Regions from separate parts of the Homo sapiens genome. Here region 2 is linked to region 1. The links are chromatin loops, found by intact Hi-C in ENCODE. Cell type or tissue: IMR-90. All regions are shown on one strand. Each heading gives the region's core, and the rest is flanking DNA. Links, peaks and the distances in the headings are about the cores only. Region 1 overlaps CABCOCO1 (ciliary associated calcium binding coiled-coil 1). Region 2 overlaps TMEM26-AS1 (TMEM26 antisense RNA 1).

Evidence for each region. A loop is a pair of places that touch in the nucleus more often than their neighbours do. Peaks named below come from ENCODE experiments on the same cell type or tissue, not always from the same donor. Only the 100,000 strongest peaks of a DNase experiment are listed, where the experiment ranks them.
Region 2: a loop joins it to region 1, with 3 times the contacts of the local background. A loop is called at or near these places in 7 of 110 quality-filtered maps.

The regions. Positions count from the first base shown.
Region 1 is chr10:61,730,069-61,741,698 of GRCh38, reverse strand. The region is part of intron 5 of CABCOCO1 (ciliary associated calcium binding coiled-coil 1); the gene reads right to left. Among named protein-coding and RNA genes, the nearest start is that of CABCOCO1, 73 kb to the right of the region's middle. In IMR-90, for the core only: a CTCF peak has its summit at 8,168 (motif pointing right); a DNase peak (open chromatin) is centred at 8,178.
Region 2 is chr10:61,457,327-61,473,203 of GRCh38, reverse strand. It overlaps TMEM26-AS1 (TMEM26 antisense RNA 1), which reads right to left. Exons shown (of 6, transcript NR_120643.1): 2 at 5,612-5,706. Among named protein-coding and RNA genes, the nearest start is that of TMEM26, 12 kb to the right of the region's middle. In IMR-90, for the core only: no CTCF peak of the experiment used is centred there; DNase peaks (open chromatin) are centred at 8,063, 8,543 and 9,473; H3K27ac peaks cover 239 bases.

The DNA.
Region 1 (11,630 bases), core at 3,631-11,630:
ATTAGAATATTATTTTCCGTAGAAAAAATAGAAAAATTAGTCAGTCTTTTTTCTAGCTTGGTTAACGGATATGTTTTTAAATTATTAATAGTTTAGGAAAGCTTCAGCCTCACAACTTATTATTGGTAACATCATATAGATTTTAGCATTAATGTCCAATTTCAGAAAACATTTAGCAAGTTTTCTTCATACATTAGCTAAAAGATTTAAGCTTCTTTTCAGGTTATTTTATGCAGGAAACAATTTAAAATACTCTTTACTCCTTAAATAGGTGGCACTCATTCACCAAGTTGTGTTGATGCCCTCCTTGGAAAGGCATATTATACAATTTATGCTACCTTCATCAATATTAGTTATTTTTTTGTAAAAATGCAAGAAGCTTAAATCTATTTTTAATGTTGTCATATGATTCACTTCTATTAATTGGGTTAGCAATTAATAATAAGCAATGCAGAAACTTATTCATTGCTTCCATTTAAAATGTATTTCTTCCTTTTATTGGATTTTAAAATTTATTTATTTATTTTTATTTTATTATTTTATTTTTTTTCTTTGAGATAGAGTCTCACTCTTGTCATCCAGGCTGGAGTGCAATGGTGCGATCTTGGCTCACTGCAACCTCTGCCTCCTGGGTTCAAGCGATTCTCTTGCCTCAGCCTCCCGAGTAGCTGGGATTACATGTGCACACCACACTCAGCTAATTTTTGTATTTTTAGTAGAGATGGGGTTTCACCATGTTGGTCAGGCTGGTCTCGAACTGCTGACCTCAAATGATCCTCCCACCTCAGCCTCCCAAAGTGTTGGGATTACAGGCATGAGCCACTGCACCCGGCCCTCTTATTGGATTCCTACTTTAGTTATGACCTCAATTTTGGGGAGTTATGATTTACTTCTTGATGTTAAATTAATTTCTATTGATTTCATTGCTCATTTATATTGTTCGTTTCATATTCCACTATATTTTAATTTTTTTCTCAGTTCTCAGTAAATAAGTCAATTTAAAGATGACAAAAGAAGGTACCCTGCATATAATCCCAAATCAGAAGTTGTAATTTCTCACTTGTTGAACTAAAACATTCCAGAAGTCTGCCCAAATTGCAGTTAAAATGGTATATTCAAAATTTACTGAATAAAATGTTTGCATTTCATTTGCACTTTGGTTTTTATTCCAAGTCTTCAAAAATATATTTTAGAGTTCTTAAAATGTCACTTAAATCATGGCAAGACTTGAATAGCTTTCTACACAGCTGATGTTTAGATGAATATCCCGTAGGCTTGCTGCTAGCTCCATACATTTCAAACCTGGTTTCTCCTCCTCCATTACTCACACATGTCCAGAGCCTGCCCACAAAGGACACACAGACAGGATCTGGCATCTTTCTATCATGATGTCACAGTGGATGGTACGAGAAGCTGTATCTATACAAAGATGGCGATAGATTATTATACAAGAGTTCCCTCTCCCAGTTGAGGTAATGACCTTTCTAATGTACATATCCAGTCCTATCTGTTTGTTGGAAGTTTATATTTTGTCATTCCAATATCACATTAAACTTAATGTATTTAAAACTAAACTTATATTCACATCTCATTATTATTATGAAAAATTGGCTTCGAATTATACTAATGGCACAACTTCTCTTTTAGATCCTCTTGTTCAAATGTGTGCAAATTTTGGTTTGTCTTAGCTTCTCAAGTCGTTTATATCCAAGTAGTTACCAACTTCTATGTTAAATTTCCTTTATAATTTTTTTTTTGAGACGGAGTCTCGCTCTGTCGCCCAGGCTGGAGCGCAGTGGTGCGATCTCTGCTCACTGCAGCCTCCGCCTTCTGGGTTCAAGCGATTCTCCTGCCTCAGCCTCCCGTGTAGCTGGGACTACAGGCACGTGCCACCATGCCTGGCTAAATTTTCGTATTTTTAGTAGAGACAGGGTTTCACTGTGTTAGCAAGGATGGTCTCGATCTCCTGACCTCGTGCCTCAGCCTCCCAAAGTGCTGGGATTACAGGCATGAGCCACTGCACCCAGCCAATATTTTTTACATAAGTCCATTCCTTTCCATTACCGTTGCTATATGCTAGCATTAAAAAAAAAAACTTAGCAATTTCCTAATTTTCCAATTAATCTCTCTGTCCCTAATCACTTTTCATTTCAAAATGTTGTTATAACATTGCCAAGTTACTTTGCTCAAAATACTGCTGTTATCATACCAGTCTCATGCTTAAAACTTGCAATCTAAATTGCTGTTTATAACATTTACATGAGAACTTTTACCAAAGATAGAATTTAAAAAATGAACTCAAATTTCTGAAGAATTAAAGCTACTTCCATATCTAGTAAATACTTTCAATTTGGATGAATTTGGTGGAAAGCTAGTCTAAATTTGAGAGCAGTCTGAATTATAGAATATTTCTAAATAAAACTTCACTTTCAAGTGGTAGCAATTCTCAACCTCTCGAGCAAGATTCCTAGAGAATTTATCCCTCATGGCCGAGGCATCCACTTTTGTAATGAGTTAATTTCTCTCCAATGCATCTAGAATCTTACTAGCTATGCAACTATCCTTGAGAAAATTCAGAAAATAGTCATTTAATCGTTTTCCGTAGAATGTAGTTCTCTTGCAGATCCCTATTAAAAAAGACTGGTATAGTAACTGACAGTGCTAATAAAAGGTTACAAGTTGAGATTCTGGATATACCTAAATGACTTAAGAAAAAAAAAACTCACTTGTAATTAGCAATGTCCATTTGCATATAAACAACAAATGCTGCCAAATTCAAACTGTTCTGCTTAAGAGAGCAAGAGCTGGTTTATAAACAGCCTCCATGTAATAGTCTCTAAATTATGAGTGTCTTTGTTTTTTTATAGACCAAAATTTACTATTAGTGCAGGCCAAGTTGATATATTTGAAATTCAAAGTTATTTGGGCTTGATTTAATATAGTTTTTACTGTGCATAATTTGCAAGAAGGTTCAAGCCACTACAACATTTATTGTACAATTGTTAAGACATAATGTAGACTACAATAATATTTAGTTACAATTATAAGACAACATATTTTTTTGAGAAGACAAAATATGTTATAATAGAGGTGATTCTGGACTTATCATTAAGATGTTTTGAATTTAAATATGTAAAAATTAAAGGTGGCTAATTTTTGTTTACTAGCAATATAATATTTGTTTACTAGCAAAAATATATTTGTTTACAAGCAATATAAAGTAGTGATATTGGTATATTTAGATGGTATTATATTTAGCTGTTAAAGTGACAGAAAATTCAAATTCCAGCAGCTTTGACCTGACAGTATTTTATCTTGCCTTCACATAAAAATCCAGAAATAGACAGTACCAAGCTGTATGGTGGCTCTGCTTTTCACAAAATCTTATGGGATCTAGGCTCCTGCTACCTTTCTGCTCCTGTAACTGGCCTCCATTCCTGTCTCTTTTGGGAGAGTAGATGGTAGATGAACGTATGCTGGCAAATTATACACAGTTGCAGCAAAATTTAATTTGCTGGTTTTCAGCCACTGGTTGTGCATCAGAATCACCATGGGGCATTTAAAAACTAGAGATGCCAAGCCCTACCCCAGACCTATTGAATTAGAATAGTGGTGGGGGAGGTGTCTTTGTTTTTTTTTTTTTTAAATAAGATATTTTATTTATTGTTTTTTTGTATACGCTTTAATTGGTAAGTGAAGATATTTCCCACATTTTCCCCAGATATCATTTAAAAAAATTTTTATTTTAGTTTGGGGGTACATGTGGAGGTTTGTTACATAGGTAAACATGTGTCACAGGGGTTTGTTGTACATATTATTACATCACCCAGGTACTTAACTCAGTACCCAATAGTTATCTTTTCTGCTCCTCTCCCTCCTCCCACCCTCCTGCTTCAAGTAGACCCCAGTGTCTGTTGTTTCCTCCTTCGTGTTCATAAATTCTTATCATTTAGCTCTCGCTTATAAGTGAGAACATGTGGTATTTGGTTTCCTGTTCCTGTGTTAGTTTGCTAAAGATGATAGCCTTTGGCTCCGACCACGTTCCTGCAAAAGGCATGATCTTGTGCTTTTTTATGGCTGCATAATATTCCATGGTGTATATGTACCACATTTCCTTTATCCAGTCTGTCATTGATGAGCATTTAGGTTGATTCCATGTCTTTGCTATTGTGAATAGTGCTGCAACAAAAATTCGCGTGAATGTGTCTTTATGGTAGAATGCTTTATATTCCTCTGGGTATATACCCAGTAATGGGATTGCTGGGTCAAATGGTTACCAGTTCTGCTTTTAGCTTTTTGAGAAATCACCACACTGCTTTCCACAATGATTGAACTAATTTACACTCCCACCAACAGTGTAGAGGGGTTCCCTTTTCTCTGCAACCTCACCAGCATCTGTTATTTTTTGACCTTGTAATAATAGCCATTCTGACTGGTGTGAGACGCTATCTCATTGTGGTTTTGATTTGCATTTCTCTAATAATCAGTGATATTGAGCTTTTTTCATATGCTTGTTGGTCGCATGTATGTCTTCTTTGGAGCAATCAGGCAAGAGAAAGAAATTAAGGGCATCCAAATAGGAAGAGAGGAAGCCAAACTAGCTCTGTTTGCATATGACAAGATAATTCTCTATCTATAAAACCCCATAGTCTTGGTCCAAAAGCTCCTTCAGCTGATAATCAACTTCAGCAAAGTTGCAGAATACAAAATCAGTGTACAAAAATCACTAGTATTCCTACACATCAGCAGCAACCAAACTGAGAGCCAAATCAGAAAGGCGATCCCATTCACAACAGCCACAAAAAAACAATAAAATACCTAGGCAAACAGCTAATGAGGGAGGTGAAAGATCTCTGCAATGAGAATTACAAAACACTGCTCAAAGAAATCAGAGAAGACACAAATAAATGGAAAAACATCCCATGCTCATGGATAAGAAGAATCAATATCATTAAAATGGCTATATTGCCCAAAGTAATGTACAGATTTAATTCTATTCCTATCAAACTACCAATGACATTCTTCACAGAACTAGAGAAAATTATTTTGAAATTTACATGGACCCATGAAAGAGCCCAAATAGCCAAGGCAATCCTAAGCAAAAAGAACAAATCTGGAGGAATCATGTTACCCAACTTGAAACTATACTACATAGCTACAGCAACCAAAACAGCATGGTATTGATACAAAAACAGGCACGTAGACCAAAGGAACAGAATAGGGAGCCCAGAAATAAGGCTGCACATCTATGACCATCTGATCTTTCATGAAGCTGATAAAAACAAGCAATGAGGAAAAGATCCCCTATTAAATAAATGGTGCTGAGGTAACTGGCTAGCCATATGCAGAAGATTGAGGCTGGAACCCTTTCTTACACCATATATAAAAGTCAACTCAAGATGAATTGAAGACTTAAATGTAAAACCCAAAACTATAGGAATCTTGGAAGACAACCTAGGCAATACCATCCTGGACCTAGGAATGACAAAGACACCAAAAACAATCTCAACAAAAGCAAAAATTGAAAATGGGATCTAATTAAACTTAAGAGCTTCTGCACAGTAAAAGAAACTATCAGAGTAAACATACAATCTACAGAATGTGAGAAAATATTTGCCGACTATGCATCTGACAAATGTCTAATATTCAGCATCTATAAGGAACTTAAACACATTTCCAAGAGAAAAATAAATAACCCCATTAACAAGTGGGCAAAGGACATGAACAGATACCTCTCAAAAGAAGGCATACTTTCGGCCAACAAGCATGTGAAAAAAAGTTCAATATCACTGATAATTAGAGAAGCGTAGTTTGTTTTTAAAGCGCTTCAGGTGATTCAGCTACATGGTCGGGGTTCTGAACCACATTACTTCAGAACTGCTATGGGAAGGAATTATAGGAAAGACTGAGTGAGAATTGTGAGCACTTCTTCAAACCTCCCTTTCTTCCCCTCACTCATCTGACTTGGTTACATATTCTTCTCTTCTCCAACTCTCATCAAGCCTTTGGAGCAATTTTTGCCATGGCTCATGTGACAGAAGAAATACAGAGGGAAATGTAATTTAGGATTAAAACAAAAACATTTCTAAAATAAACTTAGGTGATAGATAAAAGCTAACATTCACATCTATAAGGTGAACTCTTTGAAGGCAAGGCCCTCGTCTTTTTCAGCAAGACCTCCATAGGACAACAGAAGCTCCAGAGGGGTTGGTGGGGGAATAAGCTATATTGGTACCAGACTGTAGCTCTCCGTCTAACTTTGGTTGCTCCAGGGTGGGAAACTAGGACTAAAGATTTAAGGGTTATAGCTACCTCTTCTTAGTTGATTTCACCTCAATGACTTTATCTGATTTTATTGATAGAAAACTGCTCTCAGACTTGTGTGGAGTCTAGGAAGAGAGCAAACCAAGTTCTTGATGATACTAAATTAGATTTCTGGAGAGGATGTGTTCTGAGCCCCACACATTCTCTTTTGACTTTGAGCCCTGTGATGCTTACTTACTTTATAAATGGCTTTTGGGGGTTCATCCTGGATTGTTTTGAGGGAAATTTTCTAGCTGGCTCCCAATTTTATTCTCTTGAGACTATTCTAAAGAGGCATCTTAGATATCACCTTCGCTCATTAATGGAACTTTATGTATTCCTGGCCTTGGAAAAATCTCATTCTTCTAAATTCTCTTTTGAACACAGGACAACAAGAATGCGCAGTACTAAGCAAATTTTATTTAACATTTTAAGGTTACTTTTAGGTTAGGTTGAATTTCTCAGTTATGTTTCTTATCTAATCTGGTCTCACAAATTAAGCCATTTTTTACTAAAGGAAATGAACACCATCTTCCACCCTGTTCTGCATTTTCTCATCCTATTTTTGTTCTTGTTTTAAAATTTTATCTAACACTTCTAGTTTGGATGAGCTCACTCACAATCTCTTTGATAATGGCCATTCCTACAGAGAGCGCTCCACTTACTTCTTTAGTTATGAACGTTGCCAGTTAGCTAATGGTCTGTAATTACAGACATTTAAACTTTGAAAAACCAATGTTTTCTCCTTCCCATTTTCAGGAGACAGATTTAAAAAGATTTATGTGAAGAGATAAAAATCCATTGTGTTTCTTGTTGACATAAAATGCTGCGTAAAACTTCCTGGTTTTTCTCTTAAGTCTTTTTAGTGTTTTTTTTTTCCCCCTTCCTACTTCTTGAATAAAGTCTTAATTAGGTTCTATGATTCTTAACACTTGTTTAATATCCCATTGAAGAGTGAAGGTGGGCTTCAGGTTTTCAATAGTTAACAGGCATCCCTGGCAGTCGCAAATTAGAAAAGCTTGGGTGGTGGAGCATTGGGCTGGGGAGGAAAAGAGGAAATGCAAAAGGAAATACCTAATCCATCGATCTGAGAATTTTGTATACACTGAAACTTAATTTTAAAGGTGTACAAATGACAACTGTGTAAAGAAGTCTCAGGGCATATATGAGTGTGCACGTGCCACATATGATAAAATTCACATTTTCATACCCTTGAAACTAAGTGTAAAAAGAGGTTTAGGGCAGAGAGAAAAAACAAATGAACCAAATTATTTTGAAATAAATACGTAATAAGTAGCATTAATTTATCTTCAGAAAAAAAGGTTAACTCTTCAACTGGGGGTAAGCGGGGGGAAGTATAACAGTTTGAAAAAGAATCACTGTTTGCACATTTTTTGATGAATATAAATGAGTGTATAGTCTAAACTTTTGTTGTTATTTTTTCTTTTGGGATTCTACAATATTATAATCTTTATGCTTTTAACAAGAAAACTCTTTTTATTACATAAATCTGTAAATATGTTAGCTGAAGAATTTATCTTCCTAGTTCAGGAACTGATTATGCTCTCTCCTCTTTAACATTCAACTATTTAAGTAAAAATTGAGGTAAAATCCACTAAAATAAAATAAGAAATGTAGATAAAATGCTGACAAGTCTCGGTTTGTATTTTGAACTGCAAATCTTCTGAACTGTGAATGTTTCTTATATTTTGAAAGTAATTTAATGTCTAGTTGCAAAGGAAAAAAATGACAAAACTATATTGAACTTTGGCAATTTTGAATGTGATGACTTTGTCACTTAGTTTGAAAATCATTCTCATGGGCACAAAAATGAAGTTTTAACCAAACCTCCACAGGAGGGCACTATAGTGTGACTCTGGTGTAAGTTGCAGCCACAGCAATTCATTCTGTCCTTCTCCAGCTCTTGATTAAACACCTTAAATAGTGAGTCCTTCTCCTGGATTAGAAAATTCTGGATTTCAAAACTCAAGCTAGGTAGACTTCACATATGGTAAATATTTTTTCTTTGCTAAATTAGGTAGGTAATTTAATCTTTCTTTTGAGGCATGTATTTAACATAAAATCTTATCTCAAAATACAGCAAAAAATGGCAGGATGCATGTTCTGAATGAAATAAACTATAAATAGGTTAAAATTATATAATGCTTTAAAATAACAGAAATAGTTTAGAACATTTGGTTAAGCAATCAAACCCAAAAGACATTACAACAGATAAACGCATGTATTACCTATAAGTGATACTATTTATAAAAAGCATATGTAAATGGTATTAGTTAAACACGGTATATACTACTTGCAATGGTACATCTAGCTAAGTAGATGGTAGATAGTTACATAAATCTTAGTAAATGTAGAAACAGAATCCAAACATAAATATCAAAGCATTTCCAAACTGGTTCACTTGATCCCAATAAAAGCTCTAAAAACATTCACTGTAATGATAAAGATCAAGATTTGGCCAAGATTAAGATTTAATAAGCGTTTCTCATCCTAACTTTCAATTTCACTAGTTTATTTTCAAGTTGTTCTCCAGGAGATAACATATTTTGATATTTTACTAGAGTTTTTAAAATCAATATAAAAGTACTTGTAATCTTGGCAATTGCCATCTGTCTTTGTGAGCCTTGCCTTATTATTTTGAGGACTAACAGAGCCTTGCAAATCCAAGAAAGCTGTACTGAATAGACAGTTTTATTAAATTTGAAAAGTCGCAGGAGCAGTAGTTATAGATACAGATTATATGGTTCTAATAACTGTTTACATAGCAAATCTATTTCCAGTAAGGAAACTTTTCATTTTTCAGTTTTGCCAAAAGGATTTAGGTAATTCCAAGACTGGTAAAAAGTTAAAGTGGGCTATATCAGCAGGGCTTAACTTTTGGGTGGTAGTTGTTGTCTTTACAGTCAACTATTGATAGATTTAATGTTCTGGGAATTTACAATTGAAACAAAATAATGTAACCACATTACAAATCTGACAGCTTTTTGAACCTGCATTCTAGATTAGACATTGATGGCATCATATTTTCCTAGAAATGAAAAGTACTTGCTTAAAGCAAAGGAGTTCTCTAAATTTTTGATGGTTCACACCTGGATTGAATAATTAAATTTGTTAGTAATTAAAATGCTAGTTCATCACTCCCCTGGGGAATCCAGGCAGACTGTATTAATTTAAATATCTTTTCTTTCAGCTCATACAGATCTTTATGCCAATAAAGAATTCAAAAAGTAGATTTAAAGAAAGACTTGGGTAATCTGCTTTCACATAATAAAATTACTTTTAAATATTGTTATATAAAACTGGCAAATTTTATACAGTCTGACAAACAATAGAACCATATATATTCAAAATTCTTTTGCTTTAAAATCTGGAATCTAGTTAATCAGAACATTTTAATTATGAGATTCTTCATTGTTTAGAAATTTTAGAACAGGTAAATTGTAATCAAATGGCTTGATATCAATCACTCAAAATAATGTAACTTCTGGCATCTATATTAAGGGTGAAGCAATTTCTGCTGGATTTTATATGACTTTGAGGTACTAAAAGATCTCCCTTTAAAAAAGAAACTTTCCCCCCCTTCCCTCCCTCCCTCCCTCCTTCCCTTCCTCCCTCTGTCCTCCCTCCCTTCCTCCCTCCCTCCCTTCCATTTTTAATGTTTTTCCAGTCAGAAAATTGTGCCAACAGATTTTTCATAAAATATCACGTCAAAAGCAAATTTAGTTAAGCAAAATGCTCCATTAAGCACTAATCAAAATTTTGCTGCAAAAATCTGTTTAATTTCCAAGTTTGACTCCTTAGAAGTATTTTGAGGGGCAACTGCTGTATTAATCTTAATACAAAAAAAAATGAGAAGGTGAAATATGAGATTTGGTAAATACTGAAAACTTCTACAATGCAAGGGAGATAAAAGGAAGATCCTGGATTTTATGTGGGTTTCATCTTCAGGTGAAGGACTGAAAGAACCATGCCTCCTCAGAGGATTATGTAACAAAACCCAACGAAAACAAGAGCCAGTATGTGTGGAAGCAGCTTCTCCTGATAGCTCAGATGACCATTCCTAGAATTCTCATGACCTCGGGAATTCTGTTTGTTTTACTTTTTTTTGGAAATAACTTCAAATTTACATATAGTTAGAGAAATAATACATAGTGCTCCCATATAACTATTGAAAATAAATTGCAGACTAATGCTGCATCCCTTGTCATACTTCAATGTGCATTTCTTAAGTACAATGACACTCTCCTACATAACCAGAAAACAGCTATTAAAATTAACTTTGATCTAGTATTGCCATATGATCGATCCCTCTACTCCAATAAAATTTGCCAATTATCCCAAGAATGTTATTTATAAGTCCAATATCCAATTTAGGAGCATATGTTTTATTTAAATATTCCTTTAGTCTCTTTCGATTTACAAGAGTTCCTCAGCCTTTCCTTATTTTTCTTGACCTTGACATTTTTAAAGAGCCTACAACAGTTACCTTTTAGAATCTCCCTCTTTGGGGCTGTCTGACGTTTCTTAATGATTTATGCATTTTTGACAGTAATATCACAGAATTCATGTTGTTTTTCTTAATGCAGTATATGAGGAGGAAACAATAATAATTTGCACTATTACTTGTATTATGAATGTTTATTACTTAGATCAAATGATATCTGCCAAGTTTCTCAACTGTGAAATTAATTATTCAGTACATTATATTTATTACTTAATAAACAGTTAATAATAATTTTATGGGAAGATACATTGGCACGCTTTAAATATTTGATTCCTTACCAAACTTACACCTACCAAGTTCAGCACTCTTTGATCATTCATTCCTAAATCAATTATTGGGATGGTTACTAAATGACAATATTCAAACTCTATTGTTTCTTGTGGATTTATTAGTTGTCATTCTACTGATGTATTTTCCTTCCTCTTCATATGTCTATTTTTTTCATTTACCTATTCATAACTGTAGTGCTTTATGGATATGTATTTTGCTCAAATAGTTACAATTTGTTCCTATCATAATTTACTTGGATGTTCACATTGGCTAGGAGGAGTCCCTTCAAGCTGGATCTGTGTCTTTTGGGCAAGATCCCATCATTCTTCTTTACTTTTTGTCATGATAACATATTCCAGCCCCATCTAATTTTTTCCTTTCCCAAACCCAAAGTCAGGCATTTCTTAAGAAGCTCTAGTTTTTTTTTTTTTATTGGACAATGGTATTTAGAAACCAAGAGCTGGGTGCTAAGAGTGCTCATTGTTTTGTTTTGGGTGGCATATTTTACTTTTAGTGGTGAGAACGCAACATG
Region 2 (15,877 bases), core at 5,012-13,011, 270 kb after region 1:
TTCTCCAAATAAACACACACATCTCATTCTTTCTTCACCCTTCTCCATCTCAGCAGAAGGCACCAGTATACACTCAACTGTTCGTGCGAAAAAAAATTATCAAGGACCATTTTTATTCTTTTCTTTTTTTTCTTTCATTTCCCACATTCAAACCATTACCAAGCCCTGTTGGTTCTCTCCATCTGGGCCGCCATACCCTTATGCAAACCACCATTATTTCTCCCTTGGGCCATATTAGGAACACCCTAACTCCTCTTCTTTTTTTTTGTCCCTACCCCTCTCCAACCTACCTCCCTATCTTTGTTACGAGAGACTTTGTAACCTGATGGTGACAAGGAGTATTTACAGTCCAAACAGCTGTCGATAAAGCAATATCCCACTTCATAATTTTATTTCACATGCCTCTCCTGGGAACAGGCCACTGTAATAACTCTTCGTTCACAATTCTAAGCCCTGCAGATCCATCTGTGAACAAAACAAAGTCTCTCCTCTGGTGGAGTTTACATTCTTGTAGGAGGAGACAGACGATAAACAAATAAGTATAAAGTGTGCCACGTATTGAAAATTATATTATGAAGAAAAATAAATCAGGGTAAGCAGAGAGTGACTGAAGTGCCATTTTAGTCAGGGAAGTCCTCGCTAATTAAGTGTTTGAGCAGAGCCTTGAAGGAAGTCACAGGGAGTTATGAGCCAAGAGTTCCAAGCAGAGGAAGAGGAAGTGCTAAGGCCTTGATCCAGGATCATGTCTGGATTTTATCAGGAAGTGTGAGAAGACTTCTGGCCATGCAGAATGAGCAAGACAGAAAGTGAGAGGAGGCCAGGTCAGAGAGGAGGTGAGGGGCTGGATCATGATCAAGTGGAGGCTTTCAGGCCATGAAAGGGATTTGGATTTAAACGGGTGTGATTGTGAACCAATAGAGGGCGTGAAGGATCAGTGGCAGGAGCTGTGTCACAATTTTAAATCATCACTCTGGTTGCTGTATGGATAATTGAGGTATAACTGAAGGCTGAAGTACGGATAAGCTCATAAGTAGAGAGGCCAGTTAGGAGGCTGTGGTTATAGACTAGGTGAGGCCTGAATTAGAGGGATAACAGTGGGATAATGAGAATGCTTAGAATTGAAGATATATTTTGAAAGTAGAATTTGCTAATGGCATGGATGGGGGGGCTATAAGAAAAAACAAGTTTAGTCAGCTCTGAAATACAGTCTAACTATTAGCACTTTCACAAATCATCTCTGTCATTTGAGTCATTTGCTATTGTTTATTCAAGAGAAGCACTTTTTTTGGTCAAGACTTTATAATATTTAGTATCTACTTAATAATCTTAAATATTTTAATGTATCTTTTCTCTTGGACTCATTGTAAATGAAAGAATTATACTTGGATGAAGAGAATAAAATTCAGATTATACTTTAATGAAGAGACTAAAATTCAGTAAGTTGTAGAGCTTCAAAAGTTGCCTGCTACTCAACTCTTGTGTCTTAGTCAGAGCCCTGAATGATAAATCACATTGACCGCAAAGCCCAGGACTCCTCAGGACTCTTGTTTTTTTAGTTAATCTTGTTTTGTTGAAGAACAACTTCTCTTCCACCCTGCTTTCTTTTCTAAACTCAAAGCCTCCTCCAGAGTGGAGAGTTTTTCCGCATCCCAATTATGCAAAATGTTGATATTGGGTAGAGGAAACACATAGAATTAAAATAGTTTTATTAGGGGCTTGGGAACTGTGAGTGGCCAGAAATTTCTGGAATTTTGCAATGCGTTGATGGTGCCAGCAGCCCAGAGAAAGACTGGCTCTGATTGGTTACTATGGGATCTATGTTGTTCAGGTACATAGTAGAAACTCAGTAAATGTGTGTTATTGAGTTAAGAAATGGAATACATTGGGAGGGAACTGAAGAAGATATCATTTGGAAAAATGTAACCTATATAATCATTAGGGGAAAAATTCATTCCCTTGTGTGGTATGGATATCATGAAGTTGAGACAACCTAGGACTTAAAGGGTCATTGCTACAAAGAGTGGGGAAGGATTCCATATTTTGCTGTCTGTAGCTAGGACACAAAAATAGCCATTCGCTCTAGGTTTACACAGGAAGTTTGATATATTTTGATAATGTTGATATCAGGTAAGCTGAATTTTTAAGAGTTAAATTTTATATTTTCTATAGGGAAATATAAATGTAAAAATGCTCAATCAATTACAAAAGGAGAAGTGAAATTAAACTATACTGAGATAGCATTTCTCATCATTAGGTTGGCAAAATGCCAATGTCAGTGCACACTCTGTGGATGACACTAGTGATGGGGTGGGAAACAGCCATTCTTATATATTGCTGGTAGAAATACAAAATGAATAGTACGACCTATAGGAAAAGGAATTTGGCAATATTTAGAAAAATCACATACTCATTTACACTATTGCCAATCTTACTTTAAAAAAATTATCCCAATGATTCACTGGAAAAAGCAAGAAAAGATATGTGGACAAGGCAATTCACTGTAAGCCAGTGCTTTGTAACAGCAAACTACTAAGAACAATTCAAATGCCCACCAAAAGGGGCCTAGCTGAATAAATTATGGTACGTCCACACAATGGTGTACTCTTCAGCTATTAAAAAAACAATGAATCTGTTAGGCTGGTGCAAATAATGGCAAAAACCACAATTACTTTTGCACCAACCTAATATTTATACCCTTCTTTCTTAGATAACTAGAAAAGTAACATACATACTTCAGGTTTTTTTTTCATTCAATAATAAGACATTCTGAAAACGACTTTAGAATGGCCTGTGTATGTGTGGAGAGAGAGATTCCTCATTCATGTGTATTTACATATTCATGTGTATATGTATGTATAAGTCAACTTTGTTCTATATTTCAAGTAAAAATAAGAATCGAGGTTTTAGGGTATCAGTTAATATAGACTTCTGGGCTGGTTGACCTTTGCATGAGCCAACTGGCACTGAATTCTTCCTTCTTCTAGGTGCTGTCCATTGCCTGTGAGCATCTCCAAAGGCTCAGTCCTCAGCCCTCTGGTCCTTCTCCTCAAATTCTATTCCCAAAATTCAACTATTCCTGTGGGTTCTGACCTCATGGCACAAGAAATAACTCAGTAGGACAACATATGAATAGGAGTGCAGAATTTAAAAACATTTAATTAAAAAAATTAATTTTCTTGATTAAAAAGGAATAAAGCACACAAGATAGAGGGGGCAAATGGTCCATTAAGCTTTCAGTAGAGGACCTAAATTACATTTGTGACACGTAGCCTTGGTTTGCTCTCTAACCATGAAAAAGCCTTGATCAATGGTGCTTTAAGAAAAAGTAACCTGAAGGTTTGCAGGCCCCTCCAGCTCACGGCTCCTGGATAAACTCACCCAGAGTCTTTTTTCAAAGTCTATGAGGGCGGATGTTTGTCCCCATATAACTAACTCTCTGTCTTGTTTTAGGGTCACTGACCATCCTATGGATGACCGTCTCCATCAGTGCCCCTGACCGTGGATTCCGGGGTGATCACCTCAGAAAATGTTCTGACCACAGATCCAGAGAGACCATCTCCAGAAGTGCTCTGACCACAGACCCAGGTGATCACCTCTGTAAATGTCCTGACCACAGATCCAGAGAGACCATCTCCAGAAGTGCCCTGACCACAGACCCAGGTGATCACCTCTGTAAATGTCCTGACCACAGATCCAAGGTGACCACCTCCGGAAGTGTTCTGACTGTGGACTCCGGAAGTGCCCTGACCGTGGATTCTGGGGTAATCATCTCTGGAAGTGCTCGGGCTGCTGATTCCCAGCTCTTGCTCAAGCTGCTCACCTGGTGTGTGGATCTGCCATTGATGGTTAGAGCTCCGTGGCTCCTTGCCTTTGACTGTTTGGTTTTCTTCCGTAGGACAGTAGGAAAACGCTTTTCCCTTCTCACATCTCACTCTTTTTTTGTTGTTGTTTAAGACGGAGTTTCACTCTTGTCGCCCAGGCTGGAGTGCAGTGGTGCGATCTTGGCTCACTGCAACCTCTGCTCCCGGATTCAAGCGATTCTCTTGTTTCAGCTTCCCGAGTAGCTGGGACTAAAGGTGCGCCACCGACTCTGGCTAATTTTTGTACTTTCAGTAGAGACAGAGTTTCACCATCTTGGCCAGGCTGGTCTCGAACTCCTGACCTCAGGTAACCCATCTGCTGGGATTACAGGCGTGAGCCACTGTGCCCGGCCCACATCCCACTCTTAAGGCCGATGTCCCATGGCGTAGTGGCCCGGTTTCCTAGTGATAGCTAGTTTTACTATTATCCCAAAGCATGCAGGTGACTCTGGAGGGTTACAAACAGCCCCACAGAGTGCACAGGACCCCTCTTCCCTCGCCTGAGAGCCAGAATCATTCATCAGTTTTCGTAAGTGATTGATTTCTCTTCTTCAGCCTTCCTCCAGAAGGAACTTTTAACTTTGTCCCTCATTGGTCTAAATTTCTGTTGCGTGTGGAATTCAGGCTCCTGAATTGCGTGTGAGGTTTATGGATCCTACAGAAACCTGGGGCATGGCTGTGTCTATTAGTTTGGAATGTGCAGGAGTCGGATGTTTAGGGAAGAATAAATAGCCTCTTACTCTTTGAGGGCAACAGAGCAAGTTTCAATAGGTCAATTTAGGGTGGGACTGGGAGTCTGTGTGTGGGAGGCAGGAGGTAGACGAGTTTGAAGTTTGAAGTGTGGGGGAAGGGAGCTGTCCATGCTAGAATGTCCAAACCTCAATTCATAACTCAATGTGCCTTGGTAGGTTTGCAGTGTCTGCCATACCAAGACTTTCATTTACTGTAAGAAATTTTTAGCTAATTGCATGCAGTATATTTTTACCTGTGACTAAATTGTCAACTCAGTTTTAAAGCTTCTTGAATCTGTCTTAAAAAGTAACACTGGGCTGGGCGCGGTGGCTCACACCTGTAATCCCAGCACTTTGGTAGGCTGAGGCGGCGGATCGCCTGAGGTCAGGGATTTGCGACCAGCCTGGCCAACATGATGAAACCCCGTCTCTACGAAAAACACAAAAATTAGCCAGACGTGGTGACACGTGGCTGTCATCCCAGCTACTCTATTCGGGAGGCTGAGGCTGTAGAATCACTTGAACCTGGGAGGTGAAGGTTGCAGTGAGCCGAGATTGCGCCACTGCGCTCCAGGCTGGGAGACAGAGTGAGACTCCGTCTCAAAAAAAAAAAAAAAAAAAAAAAAAAAAGTAACACTGTTCCGTAACTCCCTCCCTACTGTTTCCATTCACCATTCCTCACTCCTTACGACTTTGGGAATCTGCTGTTGTTACTGTTGTTAGAAGGGTACCAACTTGATAGAATTTAGTAATATGGTAGAAGCCATGTTGATATATATTTTTTAACGGCTCTGTGGGAAAGAAAGGCAGCATTGGTATGGTTCTTGGATTTGGGGCTTGTAAAAAAAAATCGATTTTTTTTTTTCCTACATTGCGGGCTTTGAAAAGACGAAGCAGTGAGAACAGCAGTCAATTTCATGCTCAATACAAAATATTACGAGCTGAAAAGTTCTGTACCAGAGACTTCAAAGAAAATATAAAATATATATATATATAAAATTTTAAAGGCATAAAGCTTACCTGTTCCATTAGGTAATTTGTAGACTTCAACTAGCTTCTGCCATTTCTGTGAAGTCTCCACAGTTTTCTGAAGAAGGTTACTCTTCAAATCACAACTATTGTTCAATAAAAAGAAAAGAAAAGATATTGTCATGATATTTGTGCAATATTTCTGCATTATCAACTTTTGATTCGTAAAAGGGAAAAAAGCCTGTAGCTTCCCCAAGGAAAGCCTGTAACAATCTATTACATGAATCTAACATTGCACGTTTTGAAAAGTTTAGAAATTGTTTTACAGAAAAATCGTATTGCTTTTATTTATAGCTTCATAGGTCATCTCCAAACTCTGTGAATGCAGAGCAGTGAAAAATGGAAACACCTTAGTGTTGCTACAGACGACCCTTTGTTTGACTTTTCTTTTGGACTTACAGCATAAAGGTGTTGTATTAACACACATGAAAATATTATATAACACTTGAAAATATTTCAAGAGGTCTCTTCAACTAGGTAAAAACAAAAAACAGTGTTACTGAAAGAATGAAAACCACCTTGTTACAAACATAGGGGCCTTGCAGCAAATTAGGGTTCTGAAAGTTGGTTGTGTAGTATAAATTAAAACACACACATACACACACACACACACCAGACACTGTCTTTGTAACTCTAGTTTAGCTCTTCATTGATTGCAAATCCACTGGACCTAAACCAAATCTTCTATAACCCAACTGGTAGCTTGATGTTGAGATGGTAGTATAACCAGGCCATGGTATCTGCTACTCCTGCTTACAGCCAAAGGTGACAAATGAAAAAGGGAACACTTTTGCTAGTCAGGGAGCAGTATCTTCTTCCAGGTTAAGGCTACATGTGTAGCTGTGCTTTCTACTAGAATCTCCAAATGAGCTTTTAAAAGTCAATTTTTTTATTATAACAACCTTAAACGTTCAGATGAATCAATACCCAATCCCTATCTCACAACCTAGGTCCCTCACTAGAATACTACCTAAAGGGAAGGACAGCATATGCCTTTACCCCTATTGTATCTCCGAGATTCAGCATATGGTAGACACTCAGTGAAAATTTGTTGATTATGTATTCTCTGTTCCAGACATCTCCCTGCTATTGATAGGTTCGTCATGCAGCTTTTAAAAGAGCATGATGAAATCTTCCCCTAAGACATAAAGGAATTTATAATCCAGCCCTCAAAATACCCAAGAACATATGTCTTCTGATTTCTTTTTAAAAAGAGCCCCATTTAAGGCCTCTGTCCAGCCTGGAAATTAAACAGAAAGGTTTAGAACATGCACACAATAATTGGACTGATATATTTTAAATAAATTTCCTCTTCTGTGATAGTGAGAAATAACCCAGCTAGGGCTTTAGTCATTGTATTACACAACTCAGGCTGCCATAACAAGGTACCACAGACTGGGTGGCTTAAAAAATAGACATTTATTTTCTTACAGTTCTGGAGGCTGGAAGCCCCAAGATCAAGAGCCAGCAGGGTAGGTTTCTGGTAAGGCCTCTTGTCCTTGCTTGCAGAGGGCTGCCTTCTTGCGGTGGACCTGCATGGCCTTTCCTCTATGTGAGCAAGGAGAGAGAGACCTCTAGTGTCTCTTCCTCTTTCTATGAAAACAGTCTGATTGGATTAGGGCTTCACCCTTATGACCTCATTTCAAACTAATTACCCTACTAAAAGCCCTGTCTCCAAATACAGTCAAGTTGTGGGATAAGGCTTCAATATACCGATGGCGGAGGGAAGACACAATTTACTTCATAACATTCTTCCCACATACTTACTTAAGTTATGAGACATTAAGGAGAAGAGTCCATCATGCAAGGAGTTTGCATCCTCTTCTGGGGAAAGGGTTAGTGCAGTTATGCTTGTATGCAGGATAGCTGTATAATGTGGTGGAAGTATGATCTTGTTATTACCCTTATTTGGACATTATATGTGTTTTACAGAGACATGTACAGTGCCAAGTTGACAAGGGTGGGCTTATGATGGTTAATTTTGTGTCAACTTGATTGGACCATGAGATTCCCAGATATTTGGTTAAACTGGGTATTTCTGTGAGGGTGTTTTCGAATGAGATTAATATTTGGATTGGTAGACTGAATAAAAGACAGCCCTCCATAATGTGGGTAGGTTTTACCAAACCAGTTAAAGACCTATGTAGAACAAAAGGGTGACCTTCCTCCAAGTAAGAGATTTATCTTGCCTGACAGCCTTTGAACTGAAATATCAACTTTATTTTTTTTATTTTTTTGTGTGTGTTCTTTTTTCCTTTGCCTGATGGCCTTTGAACTCTGAGACAGTGGCTCTTTCTGGTACTACAGCAGCCTTACAGCCTTCAGTTTCAAGCTGGGATATAGGCTCTGCAGGTTTGTAGAACCCTATTAATTCTGTTTCTCTGGAGAACTCTGATTAATACAGACATGCATTTCAAAAGCCAGTTATCTCCCACGTGTTGTCACTTAGTCATGTGTATTGTAAATGTATCCTGGTTAGTCATGTTTATATTTTATTGTTGCAGAATGTGGGAATCAGAAAATCTCAGCCATACTTCCCACAGTTTTCTGACTCTTAATTTGTGTCAGAAATTTGAGTGATTACAAAATATCCAAGTGACTATGAAATATTTCCTAAATTCTCTAACATACTGGCTGCATGACCTCGGGTGAATCGCTTATTTGCTCCAAAATTCAGTTCCTCATTTGTAAAATGGGGATAAAAATATATCCTGTTTCTATTTCATGGAGTCATTTTAGCATTTCATGACATGGCACGTGTAAAAGTTCCTGTAAAGATAGAAAGCACTATCATGTGATTGAGTTTTGTACTAATACTGTATAATATACACATGCATTTGCTGCTATGTAGGTTTATCTTGAATGGAAAATTCCTAAACCTTAGGAAACATCTTTTGATGACACACTCCTTTGGTTAAATCAGAGATGGAAACTCAGTAGCACACATGCTGCTAGTCTTCCTTCCCACTTCCCTGACAGGCATCTGAAATCCAATCCACCAAGGAGATGCTTCTTTCCCACTGAGCATGTTAAGGGTTTAGACTGGGATTGGAAGCTCACGCCTATGATCCCAGCAGTTTGGGAGGCTGAGCTGGGAGGATCGCTTGAGGCCAGAAGTTTGAGGCCGCAGTGAGTCAAGATTGTGCTACTGCACTCCAGCCTGGGCGACAGAGACCCTGTTTCTTTTTAAGAATCTTCTAATGCCTAGTATTATATTAGCATTTTAGTATTCCTGGCAACCACTACCAATGGACCTGAGTAGGTCCACAAATTGATGCCTCATTGATTTGTTACTAATCAACTAACCAATTTGTTACTAAGTTAGCAATTCTGTGGGTAGCCTGTTCTGTCAAAGGAATGTCTGGATTAATTGGTGTGTGGATGGTGTGGAGAACTATGTTTAATCTCAATTGTTGCAGTTAGCAATAAGAATTATAACTCTTCTGCATCAACTTTGCAAAACATTTCCAGTGTGTCCCTCAGCATTTGAAGCCTTTATGGTCAGAAATACAGACATTTCTGCCCCTCTTGTAAATTTTCTTACAAATTCTGCAGTTTGTGGGAATTGCCACTGCAAAAAAGAGTGACTTGAAAGGGAACAAGAAATCAGACAGACTATGCGCCAAGAGAAGAAAATGGGCCAGATTATCTACCTTCCTCACCATCCCTTGCTTGTCTTCCTCCCACCAGTATGGGCATAATTACTCCTTCTGGGGATGGTTTTTTTCAATTTCTGCTCAAATTACATAGAAGAAACCAGAGTTCTCTGATTAAGTAAGCAGAAGGTTTTATATTTCCCTTTGTCACTGAGTCATAAAAAGAAACAAAACAAAACACATTCAGCTCAATCGAAATCTAACCAATCGCATAGCTTTATTAAACATAGTATCAACAGAAAGAAAATATGTAGTCTTTGCCCAGAAAGGATGGATGCCAAGAACAGAGTAATTTTTTGGCTTTGTCTTTGATATCTGTAAATTTTATTCTTTGTGCAAGTCACTACGTTCCTGAATAGCTGTTGATATTAAACATTGGGGGAAACTTACAAATGGACAGTGAAATCCATTAGGGATTACCAGATGTTAACTAGTCACACTCCACAAGGGCCCTACTCACATCTGTTTTTGACCTCCAGGGTGCATAAAATACTTTCTTTTCTCTTCTATTATTCTATCTCCTTATTTTTCTGGCCAAGTGTATATTGGATGCAAAACTTGTTCAGACCAAAACTTGGCATGTGAACTCTTGATTTGGCTGCAGTTAGGTTACCACCAATTTGCAAAATAAAGTATGAATAATAATCCACGCTGTAAGAGTGCAAAGTAAAATAAATCTTTACTTTACCATCTTATCTGGGAATGTTAATCAATCTGGCATGTAAGTCAACCTTAATTTCTGTGTAAAAGTTCCAGATGTAGTTATGATTCTATTTTATAAATATAACCAACATGTTCGCTATCATGAGAACTAAAGACTCCATAGATCTCAAGAATGACCCTTTCCTTATAAATATAATCCAAGCCTAGGGGCATGGAATTCAAGTGGGTTTGCTTGATAACTTTGCCTCTATACAGTCTCTTCGCAGCTCTTTGCTCCTGTCCCTTACTCACTTCAACTTCTTTCCCCCTCCTTATTTTCTGCCAGGTATGTGCCTCCTCCTTACTTGCAGGAATTAGATTAGCTATTTGGGGAGCAATAGCTCCAAATAGCTATTTGGCCGAAAAGGGAATTGTCTTTTGTGTCTGCAGTGGTGATTGGGGATGTTAACCTCCATCATTGTGTCTGCAGTGGTGATTGGGGATGTTAACCTCCATCATTTTTGTCTTTCAATGTAGGCATAAATATTAGACATCTGAATATTTCAAACTTGATACATTATGAAAGACTGTAGTCACACTCAAACCTCACTGATGCTCTGTCTACCTGGCACCAGGATGTCATTAGCCATCTGTCCACTGTGTGCAGGCCTTGCACAGACTTGCAAGACTATCTAGAGCCTTTAGCCACAGTGAAAGCTGGGGGAAGAAAACCATTGGCTCTCATTTATTAGGTACTCACTCGCTATGGTACAGGCACATTACCTTCTTTGGTGCCACAGTAGCATGTTAGGTAGTGCTCTTACAAAGGAGAAAAGGGAAGCATAAAAGGTTTAGGTTCTTTCCTGTAGGGACATAGTGCTGACAGCCTGATGCTAAGGCCTGTGCCCTCACCTTGTGCTGCTACTCTCCCTGCCATATTAGAGAGGAGCTTTTTCAACCATTCCTCCCATTTTGCAATTTTTGGTCACCAAACAAAATGCATTGCCATGGTATCTCCTTTCTTTGGCATGTTTTTTTTTAAATGTTTTTATTTCAATAGCTTTGGGGGTACAAGTAGTTTTTGGTTACTTGGATAGATTGTATCCTGTTGAAATCTGAGATTTTAGTGCACCTGTCACCTGAGTAGAGTACATTATACCCAATATGTAGTTTCTTTATCCCTTGACTCCCCTCCACTCCCCTCTTTGAGTCTCCATAGACCATTATATCACCCTGTATGCCTTTGCATACCCACAGCTTAGCTCTCACTTATAAGTGAGAACATACAGTATTTAATTTTCCATTTCTGAGTTATTTCACTTAGAATAGTGGCCTCCAGCTCCATCCAAGTTGCTGCAAAAGATATCACTTTGTTCTTTTTATGGCTAAGTAGTATTCCATGGTGTATACATACCACATTTACTTTATCCATTCATTGGTCAGTGGGCACTTAGATTGGTTCCATATCTTTGCAGTTGTGAATTGTTCCTTGTCATGCTTTTATCTCTTACTGCTTTGCAATTCTGCACTTCAACATCTGTACCTCCACCATCCCAGGATGTATTCTCTTGGCACCCAGTTGAGCTCCTACCATTTTGTAGGTGTCATCCTCTTTTGAAGTTGATGCCATCTTCTTTAATAGCCTATGACTCTCTTAACCTTCCAGTCATCTCCTTTTATTCACTCAGATGCTTGGCACATGAATTAGGATCCTTTTCTACCAAATTTACTTTTAAGAGATTTTACCTTCCCTGGTCATTCCAGAGACATCCAATTTCTTGCTGCCTCTATTTTCTTCTAGTCAGTTGACTTCCTCCATTTTCTTTTTTGTTCTACTCCTCCTAGACTTTACAGCTGATCTCACAAAAGTTGATATTAACATCCTTGGTTCCTTTAGATCTTCATACTCTGTTGACCTTGCCCAAGAAAACTGAATCCTAGATGAATGCCACAGTCCACTTTCTCTATATGTGGACAACTGAAAGTTGCTAGAGGAAATTGCATATCCCTATATGATGCTATTAATACAAGCTTAGAATTATTCATTAGCCTTTTATTTACCTTTTCTTAGATTCTACTCTTTATCTTCAAAGACAAGCTCAAGTCCTCACCACTCTCCTCCAGTTCCCCAACCAATGCCCACACTTCACTATCAGCACATGGTCTCCTATCCTATTACTATGATGGCTGAGATCATCAGGCCTGACCTATATCATTTTTCTGTCTCACTTTAGTCATTCTCTTATCTAAACCCTCACCCTTCCTTCCTCCCTGCAATCTTGGAGGACAAGACATCCCTTCTCCTGCCTGGAATCCCTTCCCCCTTTCCTTCCATTTGGTGAACTCTCTCCTCATCTTTTAAGGTATGGCAAGTTGTCATCCTTCCTAGAAGGGTTATTTAAGGCCAGTCCCATAATTGGGTTAGGTGACTCCTTGAAGCTTTACACACACATACACACACACACACACTCTCTCTCTCTCATATTTGAAGCTTTTCTGGCAGACACACACACACACTCATTTTTTTCTAGTATTTTGGGTATAATAAAAATATCTCTTATTTCACATTCTTAAAGCTGCTAAGAATGAAATAGACTGTGACTTTGGAAAGGTCACCTGCCCCTTCTGGGCCTCAGTTTGTAAAGTGAGAAGATTGGACTAGATAAGCTCTGTGGACCTCTTAGAACTGAGATAATGATTTTTATTGATGACAACAATCATAGAACAGACTATTTTCATGGAAGGCAGCAGAAAGGTAATTGATTACGGTACTTGAAAAGTATTCTTAAAATGTCACATAATTCCTTTATCTGACATTTCTGAAGTCTATTTTTAAATGTATAATCTGCTTTGAAATAAAATTAAAGAACCAAATAAAATGTTATATTTACCTATCAACTTTTAAAAAATAAACCTTTAAATTTTATAATAGTTAGATTTGCATGAAATATTTGCAAAAATAGTACAGAGTTCCTACGTACTCTTCATTTATTTTCTTATTAACATCTTACATTATCACATAACTTTTGTCACAAATACGGAACCAACATTGGTATATTATTACCAACTAAACTCTTGGCCTTATTCGGATTTCATTATTTTTTGTTACTAATTTCCTTCTCATGTTCCAGAATCCCATTCAAGAGACCACATTACATTGAGTCATCATGTCTCCTCAGTTTCCTCTGGTCTTTGAGAGTTTCTCAGTCTTTGCTTGTTTTCCATGGCTTTGACGGTTTTGAGGAGTATTGGTAGGTTATTCTGAAAAATGTCCCTCAATTTGTCTTTGTGTAATGTTTTGTGAGATTTTTGGAGGAAGATCACAGAGGTAAAGTGCCATTTTCATAACCTCATACAAAAGGAGCATGCTATCAACATGACTTATCACTGATGATATTAACCTTGACCTCAATGTACAAAGCATTTTCATAATCATTACCTCATGTGATTCTTTAAATGATCATGAAATGGACAAGATTGGCATCCTTAGGTCCATTATACAAAGGGGGATTTTGAGGCTGGGATGGAATTAAGGTGTTGGGACTGCCACCCCACTGGTTCCTTTATAGCACCTGACCACCTCTTCTAAATTATACATAAACGAAGCAATATCTTACAATGCTTTCCATGTCAACTCACTCTAGAGCTGCTGTGGCTAGGAATGTTCATGATTTAGTGATTCATGTTATCTTCATCCTGTAACTGTAACCTTAGTCTTATTTGAACAAATTTAGATCATCACAGAAGATGATCAAATGTTTCTACTGATCAGTGTTCTCCCTTCTTTGTGATGGAGTGAGGCGTTGAGCTCACACAAATGACATTTACTAGCCCCATCATTTACAAGCAGCTGGCCTTAGAATACTCAGCTATGGTCCCAGCTGGGGAATTATACCTTTCTGTTTTGGGTGTTGTTTACCCAATCCTCACTTATATCTTTATTTATTTATTCAACAAATATTTACTGAGTACCTGCTTTATTCCAGACATTTTTCTGAGCACTTTTGAAGTATCAGTTAATTTAATCTTAATAATAGACATGAAGGTCTATCATTATTTGTTTTTATAAATGAGAACCAAAATTCAAAGAAATTAAGTAACTTTCCAACTGTCACATAAGAAGTGGAGCCAACTCTTGAAGAAGGTGGCTTAATCAAGATCCTCCACCTGCACTTTAGATTCCTATTCCTTGTTAGCTGTTGAAGTGTCTGAAAACTGATCACTACCACTGACTTTTATTAGTTTCTAAAGATGAATAATTATGATAGTTATTACTAGCATAATAAAGTTCTATTTTCCTTCCTGTTATATTATAATGTGAAATAATTACAATTCCTTTTCCTGTTTAATACACACATTTTGAACAGTAAAGCAACCTGTGAGTTTTCTGTTTCAAATTGGGAACTGAGAATTAAGATTTCACCTTTGAAATGGAAGAAAAGATTTTGAAAATCCAAAAAGATACAATAGAAGCAGTATTAGAAAGCATGAGGGGGTGAACCTCCTTTTTGAGGAAATCCAGGAAGACAGAATACAGACAGGATTGGGTCAATGGAAAAACCAGTGCAGAGGAAAACAGACTGAGATAGCCAAGGTGGGCCCAGTTCTTTCTATGAGCACTCCTTAAGAAGCTGAAGTCACAACCCGCAAGTACAAACAGCAGTAATGCTTGAGGTGTTTGTTCAACACATATATTGAGAACAATTGAAATATCTGGAGATCACTTCTGCTTCCTTACTTAGAGGCTATCACTAGCGATATTTGCTCCCAAGCTAAAACCTGAGAGGTGTTCTTTAAAGAAAAGTTGTTGGGTGGGCTGTGAGGCTTCTAGTAAGGGTGTGGGTAGAATCAGAGCATTGTTATGGGTAGATATGGATCTTCACAGCAGCCAGAACTAGGGCAAGGAGTAGAAGAGAGAAGTCAAGGCAGCTCTACCAATGACTGAATGAGATGCACTAAGAACCAGCTCCCAGAGGAACCTTCCTTGCCTTGACACCCCTGCCTGCTCCTCTTCATTGCACCCGTTACGGAAGCTGACCTGACAAGTGTTTCTTGCCCAAGTATCCAGGACCACAGCCAGCTCTTCCATTTAATAGATAAACAGCAACTCATACACCTATTTCAAATATGTCCTGTAACCAGCCCAGTCCTTGGTTTGTAAATATAAATGAACAACAAAAGATCATCAGAGTATTTGAGAACCGTCATGTTATAAAACCCTAGATGTAAAGGATGGAACTGAGCAACCAACCAAGTAAAAACAGAAATAATTCAGGAAGACAAAAAGGTATTGCATCCAGCAGACAAGAATAAACTTCTGTAAAAGAAAATCTCCATTAATAAGTAAGGCTTATTACAAAATAAGTTGACCAACAACAACAAAAAAATCACTTATAGAGTTCAACAATAAAATGAAATAATCCGAAGACTAACTTAGACATATGGAAGATAAAGGTAAGAACATAGATGAAAAAGACAAAGATGAAACGTATAAGGTATTCCAGAAGGAGAAAACAGAAACAATGAAGGAGAAAAAAAGATCAAAGACATAATAAAAGGAGATTTGACTCTCTACCGAAAGACGCAAGACTGCTGTGTTGAGTAGGGTATATGAAAGAAATGTCCACTATCTAGATGCAGTCAAATGATAAACATTCCAAGGTAAAAAAATTCTAAAAATTTCTGGAGATTTAAAAAAATACTTATCTACACAAAGAAGACAATGAGACATAAAACATACTTCTTATCAGTAACATTGCATTCTAGAAAATAATGGAATCTGAAAATATCTGAAAATACATTGAGTAATAATTATATATTTTAAATATTGTTTGTTGATTTTCAATTTTTAGAATAAACCATTTGAGAAGACACAGTATGCAGGCTTAATTATAGCTGGAGAATAGAATGTTACAGACAACAATTTTAACAAATTTGGGTGGTATAGGTGGAATGAGGA